Regions from separate parts of the Mus musculus genome. Here regions 2 and 3 are each linked to region 1. The links are chromatin loops, found by intact Hi-C in ENCODE. Cell type or tissue: heart. All regions are shown on one strand. Links, peaks and the distances in the headings refer to the core of each region. The heading gives the core; the rest is flanking DNA.

Evidence for each region. A loop is a pair of places that touch in the nucleus more often than their neighbours do. Peaks named below come from ENCODE experiments on the same cell type or tissue, not always from the same donor. Only the 100,000 strongest peaks of a DNase experiment are listed, where the experiment ranks them.
Region 2: it touches region 1 in a loop (10-fold over the local background); 4 of 42 quality-filtered maps call a loop at or near these places.
Region 3: it touches region 1 in a loop (9-fold over the local background); 34 of 42 quality-filtered maps call a loop at or near these places.

Annotation. Positions count from the first base shown.
Region 1 is chr10:23,077,186-23,085,079 of GRCm38, reverse strand. No RefSeq gene overlaps it. Among named protein-coding and RNA genes, the nearest start is that of Gm35179, 78 kb to the right of the region's middle. In heart, for the core only: a CTCF peak has its summit at 3,605 (motif pointing right); a DNase peak (open chromatin) is centred at 3,609; H3K27ac peaks cover 322 bases.
Region 2 is chr10:22,614,931-22,622,824 of GRCm38, reverse strand. No RefSeq gene overlaps it. Among named protein-coding and RNA genes, the nearest start is that of Gm40612, 5.4 kb to the right of the region's middle. In heart, for the core only: a CTCF peak has its summit at 3,796 (motif pointing left); no DNase peak of the experiment used is centred there.
Region 3 is chr10:22,773,989-22,781,882 of GRCm38, reverse strand. No RefSeq gene overlaps it. Among named protein-coding and RNA genes, the nearest start is that of Gm10824, 35 kb to the left of the region's middle. In heart, for the core only: a CTCF peak has its summit at 3,791 (motif pointing left); no DNase peak of the experiment used is centred there.

The sequences.
Region 1 (7,894 bases), core at 2,180-4,679:
ACCACATTCCCACACATGGCACATGGATTCACATGCACTCATGTATGTACAAACACATACAATATGCACAGCATACACATTCACTTGCACACATACATTTACACACAGCATATGATACACACTTGCATCTGCAAATATATATATGTATATATATATATTACACACACATTCACATACACTCATGTATGTTCACACATACACCATAATAAAACACACATTCACCTGCAAATATGTATGTACATACAACACACACATGTTCATGCACACATACATGTGCACACACCCATACCACATGGGTGCTTCTAAACATGTGTAAGCATATACATACACTAGAAGATAACAGATAAGTTATTTTATTAGATTTTCTTATATAGCAATGAATACACTTGTTCCCTGTTGAAAATATGGACTGGAGTCTGTGCATGTTGGGGCAGCTTTTTTTTCTTCAAGTAATGGTGAGGAAAGGAAAAGATTTCCTAAAAAGCATGAAATAGAATCTATTTCTATCTTACTCACCTACATAACCTGACATCAGAAACTGGCTAGCCTTCTTAGTACTGAACACAGATTTTCTGTGAAATCTTCAGGCTGTGGACAAACTTGAAGAGTGTGACTTAATTTTATGACTCATGGATCCCTCTTCTAAATTCCATTTTCTTTGTTACCTAATACTTGAAAGGGGGCTTTTTATATTTATTTTTAATGTATTGAAGTCCCTGACAGTCCATGCCAAAATGAAACTTGTAGTCACCTAGTTAGCGTATATAGAAGGGGGTGTGGCCCCAGTTTATCCAGCGTTTACTTGCTGAAATCTGTTTTTGCTGTTCCTTAATTTCTCCACTCATCTTCTGAAATACCTTTTGAAACAGGTCTGACCCTAAATGCTAAGGACACACAAAGGAGAAGACACTCACTGTATTGAAGGCCAAGGGGAACGGACGTAAAATGAACACAGCTAACAAAGCCCTCTGGAGGAAATTCCACAGTGAAGGTACAAACAGGAGCTTCAGAGGACACGGTGGACATGATCATATACCCTTCTCATCTCAGATGTTTAAGCAGTGCCACAGTCCTGAGAGGTGTAGCTATTGTGTGTCTATGTGTAGGATACAAAAGGGAAGAGGGTGTTACACAAAGAGAGCAGCCTCGGTTTCATGAGACAACTGCGTCCTTTACCCCAGAGCTCTGGGGCTTTGGGGCTTTAGCTGACTAGATTTGAAGACCTCATTTTCATTTGCAACATGTCAGTTGCCATACAGCAGAAGCAGCAAGAACTAACAGACAATGGCCTGTGGAGCCCTGCCTCTGACTTCCTTCTAGATTTGCAGTCATTAAGACACTTTTTTTTTCAAGTCCTGAATTACTTTGTTTCAAATTTGGAATTCTGCATCAATGATAACTTTAAAAACTCTAACTCCAGTCTGGAAAGATGGCTCAGAGGTCCTGAGTTCAATTCCCAACAACCACATGGTGGCTCACAGCCATCTATAAATTCTGCTGTCCTTTTCTGGTGTGTCTGAAGACAGGTACAGTGTTCTCATATACGTAAAATAAAAAAACAAAAACTCTTAACTCTAACTCCTGGGGCAGGGGCCATCTCTAGGACATGCCAGAGACCTGAGATGGGGGGGGGGGGCTCCCAGGAGTCTATGAGGTGGCTCTAGCTAAGACTCCTAGCAATGGGAGATATGGAGCCTGAGGTGACCACCTCCTTTAGCCAGGCAGGACTCCCTATGGAGGGATAAAGTCATCAACTCACACATAAAACCTTTGACTCAAAAAGTGCCCTGCCTAGAAGATGCGCAGGGACAAAGATGGAGCAGAAACTGAGGGAATGGCCAACAATGACTGGTCCAACTTGAGATTCATCCTATGGGTGAGAACCAAACCCTGATGCCATCAATGATACTCTGTTATGCTTGCAGATGGGAGCCTAGTATAACTGGCCTCTGAGAGGCTCCACCCAGCAGCCAATGAAACAGAAGCCGAGCCCCATAACCAAGCATTATATGGAGCTCAGGGAGTCTTGTGGATTAGTTGGGAGAAGGATTGAGGAAACCGGAGATGATAGGAACTCCACAAGAAGACCAATAGACAACTAACCTGGACTTTTGGAGCTCCCAGAGACTGAACCACAAGAGCAAGCATGGGCTGGACCTACTACACACATACACACACACACACACACACACACACACACACACACACAGAGAGAGAGAGAGAGAGAGAGAGAGAGAGAGAGAGAGAGAGAGAGAGAGGTAGCAGATGTGCAGCTTGACCTTCATGCAGGTCCCCCAATAAATGAAGCAAGGTCTATTCCTGACTCTGTTGCCTGCCTGTGGATTCTGTTCCCCTAGCTGAGCCACCTTGTCTGGCCTCAGTGGGAGAGGATGAGCCTGGTCATGAAGTAACTGATGTGCAAGGGTGGGCTGATTCTGGGGGTGGGGCTGACCTCCTTCACAGAGGAGAAAGGGAAGGGGAAGGAGCTGCAAGGGGGGCTGCAGTCAGACAATAAAGTGACAAAAGAAACAAAGAAACACAAAGAATCCCTCTAACTCCTTTGAGGACTGTCCAGTCCAGCCATATTATAGTGCCAAGCACAGGAACCAGGTAATACAAACCAGGCACACATGGCTTGTGGCAACACTAGAGACTGCGTCCTGTGTTGGTCCCATAGCCGTGCCATTGAGCTGATCTGTGTTAGTGGACCTTGCCTGTGGTATTATGCTGCATCTTCCCAGTGTGTATATCCTTATCTTTGACATTTTCTCCTTCCTGCTGCAAATGTCCTCACCATGCCTCTTGGGTGCTTGGCTGATGCAATGAATCATTTCCCCAGCCAAAAGCTTCTGCTATGACCCCCATACAAAGCAGGGCCGTCAGTTCCAAGGGGTTGAACAATGCTGGGAAAGATTAGTCAGTCTGTCAGTCACTGACCAAGTGGAAACGCGCATGCCCAAAGCAATGGGTTGCTCAGCCTGCCCTTTGGCAGCAAGCAGCCCACATGGAAGTCACTTGAAGTGACATGTGATGCACATTCGGACCATAGCTTCTGGAATTGGTTGGTGCTATGTGGAAATCGCATAGAGAATGACTATCGAATACATTCAAGACAACTTTGAGGATGCTCAGAACTTAGAAGAGTCCAGATATGGCTGGTATCGCCTAAGAACAGGAAGCAGTTTCTTACCTTAAGCCCGTGGAAGATGAGGTTCCTCCGCCAAACAAAGATTCCAGAACAGGTAACAGAAAGATAAGTGCCCCCTTCCCCGATTCTTTTGGCATTTAAAACAATGCCAAACATATCACAGAAGCGGAATAATTTTTTTTTTCTTCACCAGTAGCCACTGACTTTGAGATGCCAAAAGGTCCAAACCTTGGAGTGACTATATAAGGTGGCTCAGGACTGAAGAAAAACAAAGCAAATCGCGGCAACCAAATCTAAGGTCTGTGATGTAAAGCTGTCCCTTACATAGGTTTACAGGAAGACCTCACACTACTGTCCTAGAAGTAAGTGGATCACTGAATCTTGATTCAGTCACCTTTCTCCTACCCTTCATGGAAACTTTGGTTTTGTCTTCCCACGGGCAATACCGCAGACGAACACAAGGGGGCGAGGGCGTTCTGTCTAAGGTTAACAAAGCGAGCATGAGTCCCAGTATCCAAATCAACGCTTAAAATAACTTTAGGAAATGTTCTCCTGTGGAACAGCCACGACGTGCTTTCTCTATCGGATGTTTTATTTCATTTAGAACTTATGCAAGCCGTTTGAGTTCTGACTTACTCTGAATCGAAGATCAATAGAAGTCAGAACACCCAGAAGAGGAAATGTTTGGGCCTTTGAACACGGCTGTTCCCTTTGTACAGCAGCAACTTCCCTGCTGGGAACCGAGGTGTTTACTGCCACTATCTGCCAGATAAGGGTGATATTGTTTCCAAGAACTCGGACAAATAATACTTCTGAAGAAAACCTTGCAGGAAATTCCAGTTTCTACATAAAAATAAGTACACTAATTTGTGTGTGCATACGAATATGGAGTGTGTACATCTGCATATGTGAGAGACTGTCTAAGAATCTATGAGCGTTTCTCATATGCTATGAGTAATGTCATCATTTGACCACTGGTGTGTAGTTGTTCCACTGAGGTGTGAGGCTGTGTGCAGCCTAGAAGCTCAGTTCCCATGAACAGCCCCGGCGGGGTGTGTCACGATTGATCAAGGGATGGAACATGTGTCACGCGTGGGAAGGCATCCTCCAAGTCAGCTTCCACTGAAGTCCAGCCCTCCCCTCAGCCAAACCTGGACACGCCACGCTCAGTCTTGCAAAATAGAATTAAATAGGGTTCACGTAAATGAAACTCAAAAAGCCACAGCAACAAGAAGTCGCTACAGAGTATCTCTCTGGGCCTGGGGATATGAACTTGGGGTAGATGGCTTGAAGGATGGCACAGGGGCCTGGAACAAAGAGAGCAAAAACATGTTACATGAAAATAATTATTTATTTATTTCTCTTTTTTCCTTCTTTTATTTATGAAAATCTAACTTTCCCTGATATCTCAGCATTGATAAGGAAGATTGATGCTCTGGCATCAATTAAAGTATTACCGACCTTAATTTTTCTTCTAACACTCTTGAAACCTTATCAGAAACATAATAGGCCCTGTGTCCATAAAACCCACTCTGAAAGGTAAGCTATAACCACTACCTCTTATTTTTAAAATTAGATATTTTCTTTATTTACATTTCAAATATTATTCCCTTTCCTAGTTTCCCTTCCAAAACCCCCCTATCCCCTCCCCCCATCCCCTGCTCCTGAACCCACCCACTCCCATTCCTGGCCCTGGCATTCCCCTATACTGGGGCATTGAGCCTTCACAGGACCAAGGGCCTCTCCTCCCATTGATGACCAACTAGGCCATCCTCTGCTACATATGCAGCTAGAGCCACAAGTTCCACCATGTGTTTTCTTTGATTGGTGGTATAGGTCCAAGGAGCTCTGGGGGTACTAGTTAGTTCATATTGATGTTCCTCCTGTGGGGCTTCAGTCCCCTTCAGCTCCCTGGATATTTCTCTGGCTCCTTAATTGGGGTGGGTCCTTGTGCTCCATCCAATGGATGACTGTGAGCATCCACTTCTGTATTTGCCAGGCATTGGCAGAGCCTCGCAGAAGACAGCTATATCAGGCTCCTGTCAGCAGGCTCTTATTGGCATCTGCCTAGTGTCTGGGTTTGGTGGTTGTTTATGGCGTGAATCCCCAAGTGGAACAATCTCTGGATTATCTGTATCCACACTTTGGTCTTCCTTCTTCTCCAATTTCATGTGTTTTGCAAATTGTATCTTGAGTATTCTAAGTTTCTGGGCTAATATCCACTTATAAGTGAGTGCATATCATGTGTGTTCTTTTGTGACTGGGTTGCCTCACTCAGGATGATATCCTTCAGATACATCCATTTGTGTAAGAATTTTATAAATTCATTGTTTTTAATAGTTGAGTAGTACTCCATTGTGTAAATGTACCACATTTTCTGTATCCATTTCTCTGTTGAGGGACATCTGGGTTCTTTCCAGCTTCTGGCTACTATAAATAAGGCTGCTATGAACATAATGGAGCATGTGTCCTTATTACCGGTTGGAACATCTTCTGGGTATATGCCCAGGAGAGGTATTGCTGGGTCTTCCAGTAGTACTATGTCCAATTTCCTGAGGAATCGCCAAACTGATTTCCAGAGTATTTGTACCAGCTTGCAATCCCACCAGCAATGGAGGAGTGTTTCTCTTTCTCCACATCCTCGCCAGCATCTGCTGTCGCCTGAGTTTTTGATCATAGCCATTCTGACTGGTGTGAGGTGGAATCTCAGGGTTGTTTTGATTTGCATTTCCCTGATGACTAAGGATGTTGAACATTTTTTCAGGTGCTTCTCGGCCATTCATAACCACTACTTCTACCTCCTCCTCAAAACAAGTTTAAAAGCTAATACAATATTCAGAAATTATTCTATGTATTGCAAACCACAATTCACTCAAAATCATTCAGATAGTTACAGAGATTTTAGCTATAAAGAATTCTCAAGTCTTAAAACATTTAAAATAACTTTAGGAGATTTCAAAATTTTAGAAGATAATCTACTGAATTGAAGTACTTATGACTGCTTGTCATTAACACAGCACAATTTGGAAAGCCAAATAAACCAAATCTGTTCAAAGATTTGAGAATAACATAGTCATAATTCCTACAGATAATGCCACAATATTACAGCTAAGACATCTCACATCAATACACAGTGGCCTACAAGCCAATTTAATCAAAATTTCTACTTCAAAGGAGAACTGTGTTTAGGATAACATGGTAGAAACTATAAGAACACTGGAAGTTTGCTCAGTTTCTAGTCAAGAACACATTTCGTGATTATCATCCAACCACCTGAATTGTATTTTCTTCACTGGAACCAACACATTTACAAAGGACAAAGAATATTAGGAAATAAACATGTGAATGCATCCGTCCTCATCACCAAACAGTGCGACTATGAAATGTAAGCAAACTAAAACTATTTAGAAATCAACGAACTATCTAATTTTACTTGAGGACATTATGAAACTTGAATGAGTGCATATTGGTGATTTTAATAAACACTGGAGCCATTATGAAAAGTAGTTTTTCCTAAGAGTCTAATTCTCTGACTCAGCATCTCCAAGGCAAACGCTCAGGGCCTGGAAGAACAAAGGCTAGCCAGTAACGGATGCACCACTTGGTCCTCCTATCGCTACACTCTGATACTCAGATACGTATGTTCATCTGTGCATGTACATGTTTATATGTGCCCTCCATGAACATAACAATGGAGAGGCAACAACCAAGCTTTAGATTGGCAATATTCTACAAAACTATATATATAACTACTGAAAAAAAAAAAAAAGACAAAGAACCAAGTGGATGATGTGCCCTGCACTTATAGAAGGATACGTGTAGGGAAAGCCTAGAAAGAGATGAGAGGGCAAAACTACCTTACTATTGTATGTAATGATTCCCGTTATTTTTCACTGAGTTTATATAATAATTAGAAATCCTTCTTAAGTGGGAAAATCAAATCTTTTTCCTAAAAAGCAGTATACAGTTTGGTGTGTCTTTCCCACACAATTTTGAAAACTCCCATATAGTTAACTCAAATATGCAGAGTTGGAGAAATTTCAGTTTTCAAAGAAAGACCTCTCAAGTTTCAAAATACATTAAATAATTTAAAATAAGGTTGTTGGGTTTTTTTGTATTTTTTTTTGTTTTTGTTTTTTGTGTTTTGTTTTGTTTTCGTCACAAACTAGGTTCCATAAACTTACTGCCTGACTTTTTAACTTGAAGTTAAATTCTTTGGGGAAGTGGTTTAGCATTAAATCTCTCTTGTTGCTTACCAACCATCTCTGTCCTTTCTTTTGGTTTCACTTTGTTGGCTGTTGTTGTTGTTGTTGTTGTTGTTATATCTCTAATTCATTTTATCATCATTTTATCAACATTCTAGGGTCTCAGGAATTTGAAAATGCTAGGAAAACAGATTCAGAACTGCATTAAAACTGGTAAAAACAGGTTTGTAAATAAAAGACATTTTGACCATTCTGAGAGTTTCCTTGAATCATCTTGGTTTCCCTTATTTATACTAAGATTAGTTTAATAATTCTTTTAACTTGGAAAAAAATCTTCTGTTTCTTCTCTCTGTGAACCAGAAAGATTGGCTTCCCTGAGGAATGTGAAGACACGGTTAGTTTATTGTGTTTAAAAGAGACTTAGGGAGGAGCCGATAAAGCCGCCTTACATCGCGAGAACAGTGTTGAAATCAACCCTGGCTACACAGAGACGCGGCCGGGACCTGGACACACAGGAAATGCCCTTTTACTAAGGTTCTCC
Region 2 (7,894 bases), core at 2,770-5,269, 460 kb after region 1:
CCTATTATCCGTAGGTTTGGTCTTCTCATTGTGTCCTGCATTACCTGGATGTTTTGAGTTAGGATCCTTTTGCATTTTGTATTTTCTTTGACTGTTGTGTCGATGTTCTCTATGGAATCTTCTGCACCTGAGATTCTCTCTTCCATTTCTTGTATTCTGTTGCTGATGCTCGCATCTATGGTTCCAGATCTCTTTCCTAGGGTTTCTATCTCCAGCGTTGCCTCGCTTTGGGTTTTCTTTATTGTGTCTACTTCCCCTTTTAGTTCTAGTATGGTTTTGTTCATTTCCATCACCTGTTTGGATGTGTTTTCCTGTTTTTCTTTAATGATTTCTACCTGTTTGGCTGTGTTTTCCTGCTTTTCTTTAAGGGCCTGTAACTCTTTAGCAGTGCTCTCCTGTAATTCTTTAAGTGACTTATGAAAGTCCTTCTTGATGTCCTCTATCATCATCATGAGAAATGTTTTTAAATCTGTGTCTAGATTTTCGGTTGTGTTGGGGTGCCCAGGACTAGGTGGGGTGGGAGTGCTGCGTTCTGATGATGGTGAGTGGTCTTGATTTCTGTTAGTAGGATTCTTACGTTTGCCTTTCACCATCTGGTAATCTCTGAAGCTAGCTGTTTTAGTTGTCACTGTTAAGAGCTTGTTCTTCAGGTGACTCTGTTAGCCTCTATAAGCAGACCTGGAGGGTAGCACTCTCCTTAGTTTCAGTGGGCAGAGTATTCTCTGCAGGCAAGCTCTCTTCTTGCAGGGCAGGTACCCAGATATCTGGTGTTCGAACCAGACTCCTGGCAGAAGTTGTGTTCCACTCACTAGAGGTCTTAGGATCTCGTGTGGAATCCTGTGTGGGCCCTTGCGGGTGTCAGGCGACTCCACTGGCAAGGTAGCTCGGGGCTCGAGTGGAGTGGAAGGGGTTTGTGCCCCAGATCAAGCCCGGGTAGCCTGCTTCCCTATGTACCGTAGTCTCAGGTTCTGCAAGATTGGATTGGGGCAGGCGCTGTGTTCCACTCACCAGAGGTCTTAGGATCCCGTGGGGAGTCCCGTGTGGGCCCTTGCGGGTGTTGGGCAAGACTCTGCTGGCAAGGTAGCCCGGGGCTCAAGTCGAGCGGAAGGGGCTTGTGCCCCAGATCAGGCCCGGGTAGCCTCCTTCCCTATGTACTGCAGTCTTAGGTTCCGCGTGATTGGATTGGGGCAGGCGCTGTGTTCCACTCACCAGAGGTCTTAGGATCCCATGGGGAGTCCCGTGTGGGTCCTTGCGGGTGTTGGGCAAGACTCTGCTGGCAAGGTAGCTCGGGGCTCGAGTTGAGCGGAAGCTACATAGCTATTCCTAACAACTGGTGGAAAACAGGTGTGCAGGCGTAATGATTTTTGTGTACTGTGTAAAGTTTACCCTTGTGTGACTCAATTGCTGATTTCTCTGCCCTTGTATAATCTCCTATCTCAAGTTTGTGTAAATAATTCTTACTATTTATTCTCTGCCTTGTCAATAAATACTGATCACACAATGGCTGGACAGAATGGAGAATAGTGAGGGATGTCTGCTAACCAGAGGGAGAGAGGGAGAGAGAGAGGGAGAGAGGGAGAGAGAGAAGGAGAGAGGGAGGGAGAGAGGGAGGAGGGAGAGAGGGAGGGAGAGAGGGAGAGAGGGAGAGAGAGAGGGAGAGAGGGAGAGAGGGAGAGAGGGAGAGAGGGAGAGAGGGAGAGAGGGAGAGAGGGAGAGAGGGAGAGAGGGAGAGAGGGAGAGAGGGAGAGAGGGAGATTTGGATCAGCCAGGAAGATGGAGCAGTGGGAGCTGGAGGAAGTCCAGAGAAAGATCATGAAAACACACCTGAAGCCCAAAGAACCAGATCAATAATAATATGCAATATCATGAGATGGGGCTGTGTGTGTGTGTGGGGGGGGGGGGGTAGGCAGATTAGCATAGGAGGCTGAGGTAAATCATTTAACTGCTCACCTATTGAGGTACAATTTTAAATAAATTTTGGTTTCCCTGTGTAATTATTGGGAACTACCCTAATATAAAAAAAATACAACTGTGGGATTAATTCACTGTTTACATTATATTAATAATTCATGTAAAGAGGGTTGGAGGAATTGAGGAACTTGGCAGAAGATGGGTTTGTTTTTTTGTTGTTGTTGTTTTGTTTTTGTTTGTTTTGTTTTGTTTCTTTCTAGCCCCTAGCACCTGATTCTCCTGAACTCTCCAGGTGCTTTACAAGTCTCTATCCTTTCTTTTTCCCTTGATTAATAGTTGGGTGATCGTCTGTAAAGCCACAGTTCTTTTTGGCAAATGTTATCCAGAGTGTAAAGATTTCCTAATATGCATTCTCTCAAAAAATTTTACTTAAGATAAAAATCAGATGGAGGATTGGAAGTCATCTTAAAATTGTGAACGTGGTACATAAACACTATTTGTCTCTCTCCCTCCCCTGGAGGATGGGTGGTGACAGCAACAGCAGCCAGTAGATGAGAATCCAGCCATGATGCCTAATCTGCTTGCCCATTTGTCCATTCAAACTCTACTGTCTCTTAATCAACAAGGTTTAACGAACATGTGGCAGCAGTGTGGTGACCAGTACAGTGGAGAGAAACCAACAAGGTCCCTAAATCTCCAGGCTTTACAATAGTCTGAACTATTGGTTGAAAGAGGTTGGCTCTCAGAGACGTTGGAAAATTCCATCATACCCCTCCCCTCCTAGAAGAGACAGGACAGAGAGCATGTAGGCTGGAAGAAAGAGGCTAATTAAGCCCCTACTACCTCATTCCCTAAAGACCAATCAGTTTAAATGGTGCACTGTACCTCCAATCATAGGGTGCCTAGTTGCTGATGCTCTATTGCGCCCCTGGAAACTGTATAAAAACTCAACAAACAGGCTGCCAGGGGTCGCTACCCCTCCTTCCCGTGCAGGATGATGGCCCCAGCATGCTGGAACAACACAATAAATTCCTCTTTCTTTTTTATCGATCCCTGGCTCCACGTTGTTCCCTCGGGGGTCCCCAATAAGCTAAGGTTCATCAGAGTTTTACAATTCAACATTCCAGAAAGCCACACACCCAGCAAAAATAGTAACTCCCAAGGGAAAGTATGGGGGCTGGTCTTCCATCCCAGACTTGGTGACAGCTATCAGGAAGAGAAATGGCAGGTCTAAGGTAACATTTCCCAAACTCCGTCTTTAGATAGTTTATCCTCATTAATGACACTGGCCAGTGATCCAGTCCTGCCCTTGTTGATAGAGAAGGTACTGTAAGGCTGAGATAATTAACTTTACTATAAAGTCAGGAATGGATCTGCTGAAATGACAGTTCTGATGTGTTCTGAAGAGCTCCCGTCCCTCAAGATGTTAGCAGAAATTCTTAACAGATAAAAAGAGGACAGAGTTGCTAGGGATTTGGCTCAGTGGTAGAGCACTCACATAGCATTTGTGAAACCTCTAGTACCTTACACACAACAACTATAATAACAGCGTATTGGGGAATCTTGATTATAATCCAAATGATTAAGGGATTCTTCCTATTATATTCTACTCTCAGAACCTTTAAAAAGACACTTGGGTCTAATCTACTTGCCTGTTTATCCATTTAAACGAGCATGTGGCAGCAGTTTGGTGACCAACACAGTGGAGAGAAACTAACAAGAGTTTGCCGTGAACAAGCACACTTTAAATTCCTCCCACCTAACCTTTAAAAGTACATAGGTGAGGAAAACTGCTTTGAGATGTTTGTGTGGCTTGGAGGCTGGGGGCAGAGAGCCTTAGCTCACAGGGCCAGGAGCCTACATTTCCTCTTCTCTGCTGCCCCCTGTTGATATAGTAAGGGAAGGGCAGGTTTCCAGTTGCAAGGACAGAGAAGAGAATGGGGTAATACTAGAGGAATGGACAGAGGGTCCCACTTGAACTTGATCTGCTTTCATCATCCTCCAACTGCGTGTAACTTCTGTGAGACCCATTAGTTCTCTGCCTGTGCTGCCTCTGAGCCTGTCTAGGTGTCTTTGAACCTAGAGAAAAGAGAAGTTGTTATTCATTTGGAAATCAGTCCATCCATCCATCCATCCATCCACCCATCCATCCATCCACCATCTTTCCATCCACCCATCCAAATACTTGCCATATGCCTACACTGAGCCTGGTGCAAAGCAAAGGGTGAGACCAGAATAAAAGAGACTTTTCTGGCTTCTATCTCTGCACCAATCCCTTGCCTTCTCTTCCTTTCTAAATGTGAATTACAGAGACAAGTCTTTGATCTGGGTTTCTTTATCTTCTCATAACATATCCAACAAACAACTTTCCATAGCTCTCTAGGTTCCAAACACTATTTCATAAGGACACTTTGTTTTTTAGTTCCATATAGCTTCCTTAGTGTTATGATTTTAAATGTTTGCAGAAATTTTATTTTGGCTTTTACGGAGACTTGAGATAGAATGTAAGTTTCAGAATACACCACTCGAGCCTACCTTGGGCATGAGAAACTATCTGCAAAGAAACATTAAGTCTTAAGACTTAAATGTGTTGGTAGCCTGGGCTGGCTCCCGATAAATTGAAGACTGTAGAGTCTCTACAGCAGCACATGTTCACGAGACCATTGTGAGTCCCATCCCTTGTGCTGGCTACCTTGCACTTCACAGTAAATTCTTTCTACGTGGCAATACAGTATTTAAGGCCTTGGGCATGAACTGGCTGAAATGCTTTATCACATCATCCATCTTGCTTTAAGGTGTTTACGGCAGAATAGAAGCCAAGTGGGGAAAATAGGTCTGTATTATCTCAGGCAAGTGGGGGAAAATAATGTCCTACAATCTGTTCTCAGATTGTTGGGAAACCTTCAATATCCTCCTTACCTCCAGAATCCTGCTCACCACTCATGGGCTGGACAGATACAAACAGTCATTTTTCTTGCTTTCTGAACATCTCCTTTCCACAAACTGTGAAAGAATGGAGGTCCTCGGCAGCCTGGCTGGCTTCACACTCACTGTTTAGCCAAGGAAGATGGCTTTGAACTCCTGACCTTCCCACCTCAACCTCCCAAATGCTGGGACTTCAGTCCCGTGCCCTTACATCTGGTTAAGTGCTTTGACTTTAGTTATCCAAAAAACACAGAAGCATAAACCACTCACACCACTGTCCTCGTGGGCCACTGTTCTGGGGTCGGGCAAGCATCGGTCTCACTTCACCTATCCAAGACGAGGACAAAGGTAAACCGAACCCTCGTGAATCTGATTTCTCTTTCCTGCTCCCTTGAAGGTGTTCCCTTTTTGCTTTTCTCTCTATGCTATGGAACATTTAAACACCACGGAAGGCAATTAAAAATATAGAACATGTCCATAGTTGCCTTTGGCTCAGGAAATTAATGAATGAGTACATTTTGCAGGGTAACTACTTCAAGAGAAGTTTTTTCGGTCGTCACCCAAATCTCTGTTAAATGCTTCTCACCCTGATTGTCTTATGGTAGCGACCAGGGTGAACATTTCCTGGGTTATCTGCGGACTGAGAGCATCCTGCTGTTACATCCTGGTTAGGGCATTGTACGGGAGATGGAGTGAGCTCAGGTCCTTCGCTCAGTTGCTTCTAGATAGTCCTAACATGCGTGAACACTATGAAAGAATCCTTAAAAACTCTGTGCATTTTCAGGCATTTTAAAGCTGTTATCTTAAAAGAAAATTAAAGAACATTTTTTAAATAAACATTTATCTATTTTGTAAGGCTTGCGTAGGAAACTTCATGTGGGTTCCCAGCATAAAGCTGGGGTCCACTGGCTTGATGGCCAACACCTTTGCCTCCTGAGCATCATGACAGACTCTAGATTATAAATGAAGTAGTCCAACGTCTGTTCCCCCTGGCAAAGTACTGCATAATATATATGTTATTTAAGTGTGTTCATTAAAATATGAATTATAAGCCAGGCAGTGGTAGCTCATGCCTTTAATCCCAGTACTTGGGAAGCAGAGGCAGGCGGATTTCTGAGAACGAGGCCAGCCTGGTCTACAGAATGAGTTCCACAACAGCCAGGGCTACACAGAGAAACCCTGTCTCGAAAAACAAAAACAAAAAAAAACCCCAAAAACAAACAAACAAAAAAAAGAATTATAGATTCAACTTGTATAGAACATGTGCCACATATCCAGTGGATAATACTCACTTTCCCCCCTAGGAAATGCTAGGGCTTGTATTAAATTTAAATAAATACACAGTTGTACTCTGTGATGCCCTCTCATTTCTGAGTTCTTGTTCTAAAGTAGATTGATGCTGGGTGGGAAGGAGGGATGGGACTTCCCATGAAACAAGCTTGCGGACTCAAGTTTGCCGGTTTGCCGGAGGAGCAGGCAGGCCCAACCTCCGACTCACACTGAAGTATGTTAAGAAGCAGCCGGAGCCACGGATCCCGACTGAAAAGGCTCATTTACATGGATGTACTCGTCATGTGTATGATTCAAAATCTGTAACTATGTGAATCAAAATCTGTAACACTCTAGCACAGATGGAAAGTAAGGGGCGGCAAAGGGTTCAGGAGTTGTTGGGTGTTATAGGGAGGGAGAAAGGTAAATGAGCAGAGCATGAAGGATTCTGGGAGAATGGTAGGTGTTGAATGTGAAACTCTAATGGAAGACGTGTGATGATGATGATGGTGGTGGTGGTGGTGGTGATGATGATGATTTTTACCCTGGCCCAGCTTCCCCCTGCCCCCCCCCCCCCAGCCCCATGGATCCATCTAATGTCATGGATATTTTGATGCAGGTTTAGCTAATGTAACAAACATGCCATTCTGATACAGGGTGCTAATAGTGAGAGAGATTGCATGTGGGGGTATAAACAAGAAGTCTTTGAATTTTCTGTTCAGTTTTATTGGGAACCTAAAACTGCTCTAACAAATAAAGTTGAGAGAGAGAGAGAGAGAGAGAGAGAGAGGATAGATGATAGATAGTTGATTCCACCAGCCTCAGGTTAAGTGGACACATCGGATATAGCAATGTCTCACAAGTATTACGATGCCAGATTAAATTGCTCTCCTTTGAAGAACAGTGCACACTGTTGTCTAACTGGCACCAAAGGCCACCATCCTTTCTGGACTGGTGGCACTGCAGCTCCACGGAGCACATAAAAACCTCAACAGTGATGGTGAGACAGGTCTGTCTACGATCAAGAGACACTGAGAATTCCAAGCAAAGACTGTTCCCCAGAGGGCTGCTGCAGATCCCAGCGGAGTGAGCTGGCCTGGCCGACAGGGCAGGGAGTCTGGTAGTGAAGCCAGCATGAAGCCAGGCCTGGTTCCTGAGCAGATATAAGATAGTCTGCATTGTCACGCCTTCTGCACATTTGGCATAAGGTGACAGCTGGTCACAGCTGGACTGTGGGGATCTGAGGCAGTAGTGTGTACGAAGGACAAAGGCAGCAAAGTCTGCAAAGGGCTGCGACACAGCAATCACCTAAAGAACTCCCCTCTGCCTCTGCAAATGTTTACCGCAGTCAGCCCACAGGCATCGGGGGCATGGCAGACTGTGGATTCCTCTACTCGGTGGGACCACGTGAAACCTCCCTGCTGGGAACCCAGGAAGGAACTTAAGGTCACTAATGGAGACAAACTGAAAAGCAGCAATGCTCTTAGATAGGCCCTGTGTCTGAGGGAGGACAGTGCTGTCCTCTGGGCCAGGGAATGAAGTGCTACCCCCGTCCTAGCTCTTGTAGAGGCTGAAGGAGTTACTACGTATGCTCATCTCTCATTTAAAGCCCTTCTTGTATGAATAGCAGTATCAGATATGTGAGATTCAGTGCATTTTGGAGATGGGGATAAAATGGAATATGAAGACTCACCCAGTCACAGTTTTTTGGTTTTTTTTTTTTTTTTGCCCTGGATAATTTGCAGATACAGACTCTGCACCGTCCACCCCTATCCTCAACCCGCTTGCC
Region 3 (7,894 bases), core at 2,770-5,269, 300 kb after region 1:
CTACATAACAAGATCAGAGTTTGAGGCTTACAGGAGACCCTTTCAAGAAGAAAAGAAAGGAAAAAGATAAAGGTAGGGAAGATGGGGAGAGAGAGGATGATAGGGATAAAGAAGTGTTAAGTGCGTTGCCTGGTCCACCCCATCAGGTGCCAGGGTTGGAGGTTCAGATCCTATTCCTGGGCACCACAGTCAGAGCTCGGACCCTTTAATGCACTGCCCCCTACTGGCTCCATCCTCCAGCCACACCTGTATGGAAATCCGCTCAATAGGCAACTTATATTATCCTCTGTCTGCCTGTCCTGGGTGACCATGGCAGCCTGCCCTTTGTGCCTTCCTAGCTATCCTGACAGCCATGTTAGCCAATTTTCCACAACAAATCTCTTGAGATGTGTCTCCTACCGGTTTTGCTTCTCTGATTAACCCTGGACTGATATACACAATGGAAGGGAGTTAAGCCTACTCATCTGCCATAGCTAACTTTAAAATATCCAGATGGGGCTAGGGAAAGTCACCGAGGCCCTTCCGCTCGGAAGAGGGCAGCTAAGAGCCTTTCTGATGGTTCTGAGAGTGGCTTGTGCAAGCAGCCACTGAAAGGTACAAAAGCCATACTACAGAGGAACGTGGGGCATCCAAACCGATGCCGGCAGCCTTCAGGACCAGCAGAGGAAACGTTTGCTTCCCTAGAGCTGCCAGGAGGATCATTCCAGAGACACTTGATAGAGCCTCTGGAACTGCGAGACAACAGGCTTATGTCCATCTGAGCAGCAAAGTTTGTTTTAGCAGGAAATCAATATACCAAGCCTCTAAAGGCTGCTTTGAAATCTTCTTGGAATCAGTGTAAGTGATGGCGCATCCCTTTAATCCCAGCAGTTGAGAGGCACAGGCAGGTCGATGCCTGAGACCAACCTGGTCTGTGAAGTGGATCCAGGACACCCAGGACTCTGTTACACAGAGAAACCCTGTCTCTAAAAGCCAAAAAAAAAAAAAAAAAAGTTAGAATAAAAACACAGACACACACAAATACACTTCATAAATTATGTAGTTCTAGGTATTTAAATATACACATTTTTATAAGTAAATTTTATGTAAACTTTAATTCAACGTTTTAGCATTGACTTCCTTTGTGCTTCATCAAAGAACTCTGAAAGTTTATCACTGAAGGAGTCTTCATGTCAAAGAATGTTCATACTGGAGTTTCTGCCGAGGCGGAGATGACAGATACTGGACTTAAAGCACAGTCCCTTATGAAGTACTTAAAAAGAAGGTGGCCCCCAGACTGACTGAACCCTTTCATCCTTTCTAATCCAGAATATAGAAGGATAGGAAAGTGTGGGGGATGTGAAGTGTTTGAGGAGAGGCTTTTGAAAGAAGACACTATGTGACTGAGGCTGAACTGTGAGCGTCACCCACCCTCATCACAGGGGGAGAAAGAGAGAGCACCGTCACATGAATGAGGGTCCTCAGAGAGTGACAGTGTTGTCCCTGCAAAGGGGAGGGCCTTTGTGGGCATCACAGAGGTCTTTTTCTATGTGGCAGGTTGGGATGAAGATGCCGGAACAAGACCTATGCTCAGAGCATCTTGGAGGTGTTGACTAAAGTGGTTTCCTAATGTGATGTCTTGTATCTGCCAGAGACACATGACAGTGCTTTGTAGAGTTAAAATGGCTATGAGTAACTTCAGATCCAGCAATCACGCAACCAAATTATAAGTTCTTGTACGATCTTGTTCTTGCTCTATAGGTCTGGACCTATCCTTTCCTATTTAAACTGGCAGACATAGGGGTAAAGGAAGAGGAAAAGGGAGAGAGAGCCAAGGAAGCCAATTATGTGCTCTTGATCCTCTTCAAGCAGATCTGAGGTTTAGCAAACAATATAGTGCAGAGTGTCTAACGATGCCTGGAGCTGGGCTTTTCAAGTGTTCACACACACACTGCACACCCAGCTTTGTTTGGGTCACTTCTCACAACCACCCACCTGGCATCTACAACGGTCTTCCGATACATTTTTTTTATATAGCTATCTTCTCTTTCCACTCTCCTCGCCCATTACTGAATTACTACTCCGAGGCTTAGAGGACTGTATAGTGTCTCAGACTTAGCATGGGACTTGTAGGGCTTACAAACATTCATTTAGGGGATTAAGGATAAACTCCCCTGATGAAACAGGAGACAGGAGACAGGAGACTGGGAGTAAAGAGAGCTTGGATTATATCAGCATGGGGTTCATACTGACTATAAATTATTTTCTATTTTAAATCTTTCCCCACTTATTTATTCATGCTGTGTCAGTGTATATGTGCGAACACACAGCTTTCAGAGTCTGCTCTCTCCTTCCACCATAGGCACTCTGGGGTTAAACTCAGGTCATCATGCTTGTTGGCAAGAGCCTTTACCTGCTGAGCCATCTTGCCAGCCCAGAACTTTCCATTCATCATAGTATGCTCCACCCAGACTAGAGAGTCAACGTTAATACTTTCCCCCATGACTCTTTGTTCCTGTTGCCACACCAGCTTTGTCAAGATCATCTCTCACAGCCACCCACCTGGGGCCTACTGTGATCTTCCTACACATTGTTTTTATGTACTGATTTTCTCTTTCCCTTTCCCCTTCCCATGTTTCAATTGTAGGTTTGGATTTCCTTATATCATGGTTACTGTAGTAATTTTCTTATGAGTGACTTTGCTTAGGTCCCAATTTAATCTATTCCACACAGAAGCCAAATCTTCATGGAATTCTTCCATGCCTTCCTGTACTTGTGTGCCCAGCACTCAAACCTTCCAGGCTCTATCGCTGTCTCAAGACGTTTGTCCCAAATGGACGGCTGTGTGTCTGCACCTCTCCTTCTGCCTGGAGGGTTCCCATGATTGTAGTTATATTGCAGTTTTGCAAGGTTCCTTTCTTTTGAAGGTACAACGCAAATGCGATTTCTCCCAAGAACTCTTTCCTGCTCAGCCGGAATCAGAAACCCAATTACCCAGCTAATACCACAAGAGTCTTGCAGAAGAACGTTTGTGGGCTCCCATCATTATCAGTTCCACTGTTCAGCAGTTTTTACACTCAACCCAAGGATAGATCGATAGCAAGGATGTGATTTATATAAAGGAACAAAAATCTTCAATAAGCATCCAGATTGTCCCAGGATGATGTAGGCAGTGGAGGAAATACAGTCCCAGGAATGATTCTTCTGTCATGGAATAGAGTTCGCTGGGTTTTCACAGTCTCCTGTCCTACCAGAGAGCAGTTTGAACAAGAAAATTTCATTTAGAAACTTAACTCCGGTCGAGGGTTAGCTGTAAAGGGAGCACTATAGGGCTGAGCGAGTATGCCTCTAGCGGGAACAACCTTGGAAGGGAATCTGTCTCCCCAGAGCCTGGGTCCAGACCTCTTCTGAGGTCATTTGGACAGACAAAAGGGTTCATGTATGGTAAGAGCTGACACACACTACCAGGAACTGGTAACTTGAGAATTTCAGCTGGAACTGGTACCCCGACAGGAGACACTTCACTGCAGTGTGGGCTGAAGCTGCGGGTAGGAAAGACTGCTGCTGCTAAATACTGGGAATCTGCCCTCTGGGTTAGACGAAAAGTCACCTACATCACACTTGAGAAACTACGGAAAAGCTTCCTGGGGAGATGGCTGGCTGGCAAGCCCCACTATGAAAGTGCTGTTCTAGCTGTTAATAGCTGCTGCCTGCCCCATCTTCTGAGCAAGCTTGTCTTGAAAGGGTTGGCAAACAAGCTTGTGGGCCTGTTAGAAAGCAGCTCTCTCCTATTGCATCCCTCTGGCGCTCTCTACTGACCATGTGTAGCACGAAGCTGCGGGACATTCAGCCCCACTTTGGGCAGGCAATGAAATATCTGTCATTCTGGTAAAGAGACCACTCCCACATATGTCTTCCTGGGTCCTTATTTTTCTACTCAGAAGGCCAAATGGCCCTATAAACTCACTATCAGCTTCCTAAATCTCAGGATTTCTTTGAACGTTTCCATTGTCATCACCACCATCATCAAAGATTTTCAAGAGAACAAAAAAGTATTGACTGAGGCTTTCTCTGACATAGGTATTTACGTATACCACATCCCTGGGATCACAGTCAATGTGATATATTTGTAAGCAGTATATGAATTGTAGCTATTATTCTTGTGCAGGGAAACTGAGGTTCAAAGACATCTAGCTAGCATGTGATGCATCTGAAAGAGTGAATCTTGGATCCATGAGATTTTTGTAAACCCAGCACACTATTAACAATCTCTGGCTGGACTTCCCATCCTGAAAGTAGGGTTTTTTTGATGTTCTAAATTCCAGGTACCTCCACTAAGGTACTGCCTGTAAACAACTATTACGAGGTACATAAAATCCCTCCTGGAAATACCTTAAAATTTTAGGGGAGCAGTTCTTCACTGTGAATTCAGTAGCTTCGTTGTGGGCACACTGAGTCTAGGTATACACATGTTACTACTGCTCCTGGGTGACTCAATTAGCCTAATATTTATGAGCAAGAGCTAGGCAAGTGCTAATTGCCCTGTGTCCTCTGATGAAATCCTTGACACAACCTAGGCATTGAGATTTCATGTTCAGGATTAAAAACTAAAGGTTAAAGCCATTAAATAATGTAACCAAGGTGGTGCCTTGGTGGTAACTATAGATTTTAAATCCAAATAGGTCAGAAGCCAGGCATTATTTAGTTTCCTGGTAGTGCCACAAGCCCAGAGCCCTCCTGGCTAACCTTTCTTCCTTGTTTGTGGTACCAGTTTTGTTGGTTTTGACTATTCTATATTTTATATTTTTAAAAACCTAAAATAAGGAGTGTCTATTTTCCATCTCTTTTTAGCTACTGAAGTAACTGGGATCCTTTGGGGATGGGGATGCTGAGCTGTCGAACACAGGAGCTTACCTCTAACCTTTCGCTTACCAGAGAGCAGCCACTGGTATGGTGCCCTCTGCCCATCCTCACAGATTCCAATGAAGGGGGGCAGACTCATGTGTATACTCTATCAGCTATCTGCAATAGTCTGGGATGGAAATATTATCTCATACACTTTTTGGCAAGCTTTTTTTTTTTCCCATTGTGTGCTCCTTACCCTGAGCTAACTTGCTAGAACCATTACATACCCAGGATATATGTTTATGAAATGGATTTTTCTTGACTCCACTTTGTGCTTAAACCAGATGTGCCTTGGTAATCCCAGCTGTCTGGAAGCTTAGGCAGCTCTGAGTCTAAGAACAACCTGGGCCATGTAGTGAGACTGTATCTCAAACCATAACTAGCAAAAAGTAACAAAAGTAAACAAAAATAGACCTCGGTCCACAGTCTGCTACACTGAAACCAGAGCAGAGCTCAGGGGGGCTACTGGAGGCTTAGCTTCTGTAGAACAAGACACCTGTCCACTATACTCTCTTCCTGGAATTTCAGGCTATTCTATGGTTACTATACCTCATGGGTGTGCCATGAGTTTCTGGTGTCATCTAAAACGGATTTTGCATTTTTGTAGTTATTAGGGCCTGATACCAATTACAAAAAATTTGCAAATGACATTACAGTTGATGGAAGTTCACCTTTTACAACTTCATATTTCTCACGTTTCCCTGTTTACATTTCACACCACACGGGGGCAGCCTTGTTCCTCGATTCCCCTTTGTCTGCTGCAGGGCTCTGCATTGTTTCTGAGTCTGTGGGTTTGAGAAGAAAATAGCCAAGATCCTGGGCCAGCGTCCTGAAAGGAGCGCATAAGAAAGCAGTGGGGGCTCATTGGCCTCTGAAGTCTCCTCTCATCCTAATATATAAGCCTCCTATGCTTGGGCTCACCCAGCACCCTCCAGAGTAAGAGAGATTAGCAGAGGTGGGCAGGAGAAAGTGAGGCTGTTCCCAGCATTTCTGAAGGGAAGTTGTAAAGACCTTATGTTCAGAAAACTTTTGTGATAGTCCAAGGGTCTCCAGGACCAAAAGAACAGAAGTTAAAAATAAACTAGAGCATACTAGTAAGGTATTCGATGCCCACATCCTAAGAGATGGTTCAAAAATCTGTCTTTATGTATTCAGCTACCAGCTGCGAGCAATCCAAACAGAACCAGCTGCTAATGGAAGCAGCATTAACAGCTTCTTGCAGGAGAAACACAAAAAGCCACCCATGGTAGTAAAAGAAAATGGCCCTCATAAGCTCACAGGGAGTGGCACTTTTAGGGGTGTGGCCTTGTTGGAGTAGGTACAGCCTTGCTGGAAGAAGTGTGTCCTGTGGGGATGGGCTTTGAAGAACTCAAGCTATGCCCAGTTAAGGCACAGAGTCTCCTGCTGCTGCACCATGTCTGTCTGCATTCCATCATGCTTCAGGCCATGATGATAACGGACTAAAGGTCTGAAACTCTAAGCCAGCCTCAATTAAATGTTTTCCTTTATAAGAGCTGCTATGGTCATGGTGCCTCTTCACAGCAATATGATAACACCCATCCAATCAAGGTAGTTTTAATTATTAATTACAATTATATTGTAACTGAATAATATTGACAGAAAGGTAACAAGCAATCTAAATAGTGTTTTAAAAGAAAGAGCAAATGAAAGACAGACTTTTAAAGGTAGTTATCTTTTTTAAAAAAAAAAGATTAATTTACTTTTATTTTATGTGTATGGGGGTTTTGCCTGCAGAATGCAGTGGCCATGGAGCTGGGTTCCCTGAAACTGCAGTCACAGGCTAGGGGCTGCTATATGGGTGCTGAGAACTGAGCCTGGTCCTCTGTAAGAACAGCCAGCATATTTAATTGCTGAGCCATTTCTCCAGCCCCAAAGATGGCTTTCCTTTGTCTTCTGCAGACTTGTTCAAGATGCAGACTCTCGTTTACTTTGTGTATGTATTTAGTCCACCTGAAGCACATAGACTTTTAAATAAGACGGACGATACCCTATTTGAACAATGCCCACCACCAAAGAAAGCCACCTTCTCCCTGAACAACTTTCCTGGTCACTGTTTATCTTTGTTTTGGAAAAAGAAAAAAGTATCTTAGGTCAATATTTGTTTGGAGACAAGATAACAGTGTTTCTTGGCATGAGCTATGAGTCAGACCAAACAAGTTTCAAACCTGGTCCTGCCAGTCAAGAGTTGTTCTCAGCAAGAGCCGTTTCCTCATTCCTGTGGAGAAAGCCTGACAGCAGAGCTTAGTTGAGATGTGAATATAAAGTGCTGAGCAGAGTTTCTGCCACAAAGTCAGTAACAAGTGGGGGAGATTACTACCAAGAACTCATTCCTTCACTAGTTTCTTATCAGTTGCCTTGGATTTTTAAAAATTATTATTTATATGGGTGTTCACTTGTGTGTATATGTACTGCATACATGCCATCCCTGAAGCAGTCAGGAGAAGCTAGAACCCATGCAGCTGGAGTTAGAGAGATAGATGCTCAGTAGGTCCTAGAAATAGAACCCTAGCCCTCTCTAAGAGTAGCCAGAGCCCTTCGCCCCTGGGTCATCTCTTCAGCTCCATTGTGAATTTTTTTTTTTTTTACTTTTAAAATCTTTCTCTTTTTTTTTTCAATTTTTTTGTTAGATATTTTCTTCATTTACATTTCAAATGCTATCCCAAAGTCCCCTATACCCTCCCCCAACCCTGCTCCCCTACCGACCCACTCCCACTTCTTGGCTCTGGCGTTCCCCTGTACTAGGGCATATACAGTTTGCAAGACCAAGAGATCTCTCTTCCCAATGATGTTCAACTAGGCCATCTTCTGCTACATATGCAGCTAGAGACATGAGCTCTGGGGGTACTGGTTAGTTCATATTGTTGTTCCATCTATAGGGTTGCAAACCCCTTCAGCTCCTTGGGTACTTTCTCTATCTCTTCCATTGGGGGCCCTGTGTTCCATCCAATAGATGACTGTGAGCATCCACTTCTGTATTTGCCAGGCACTG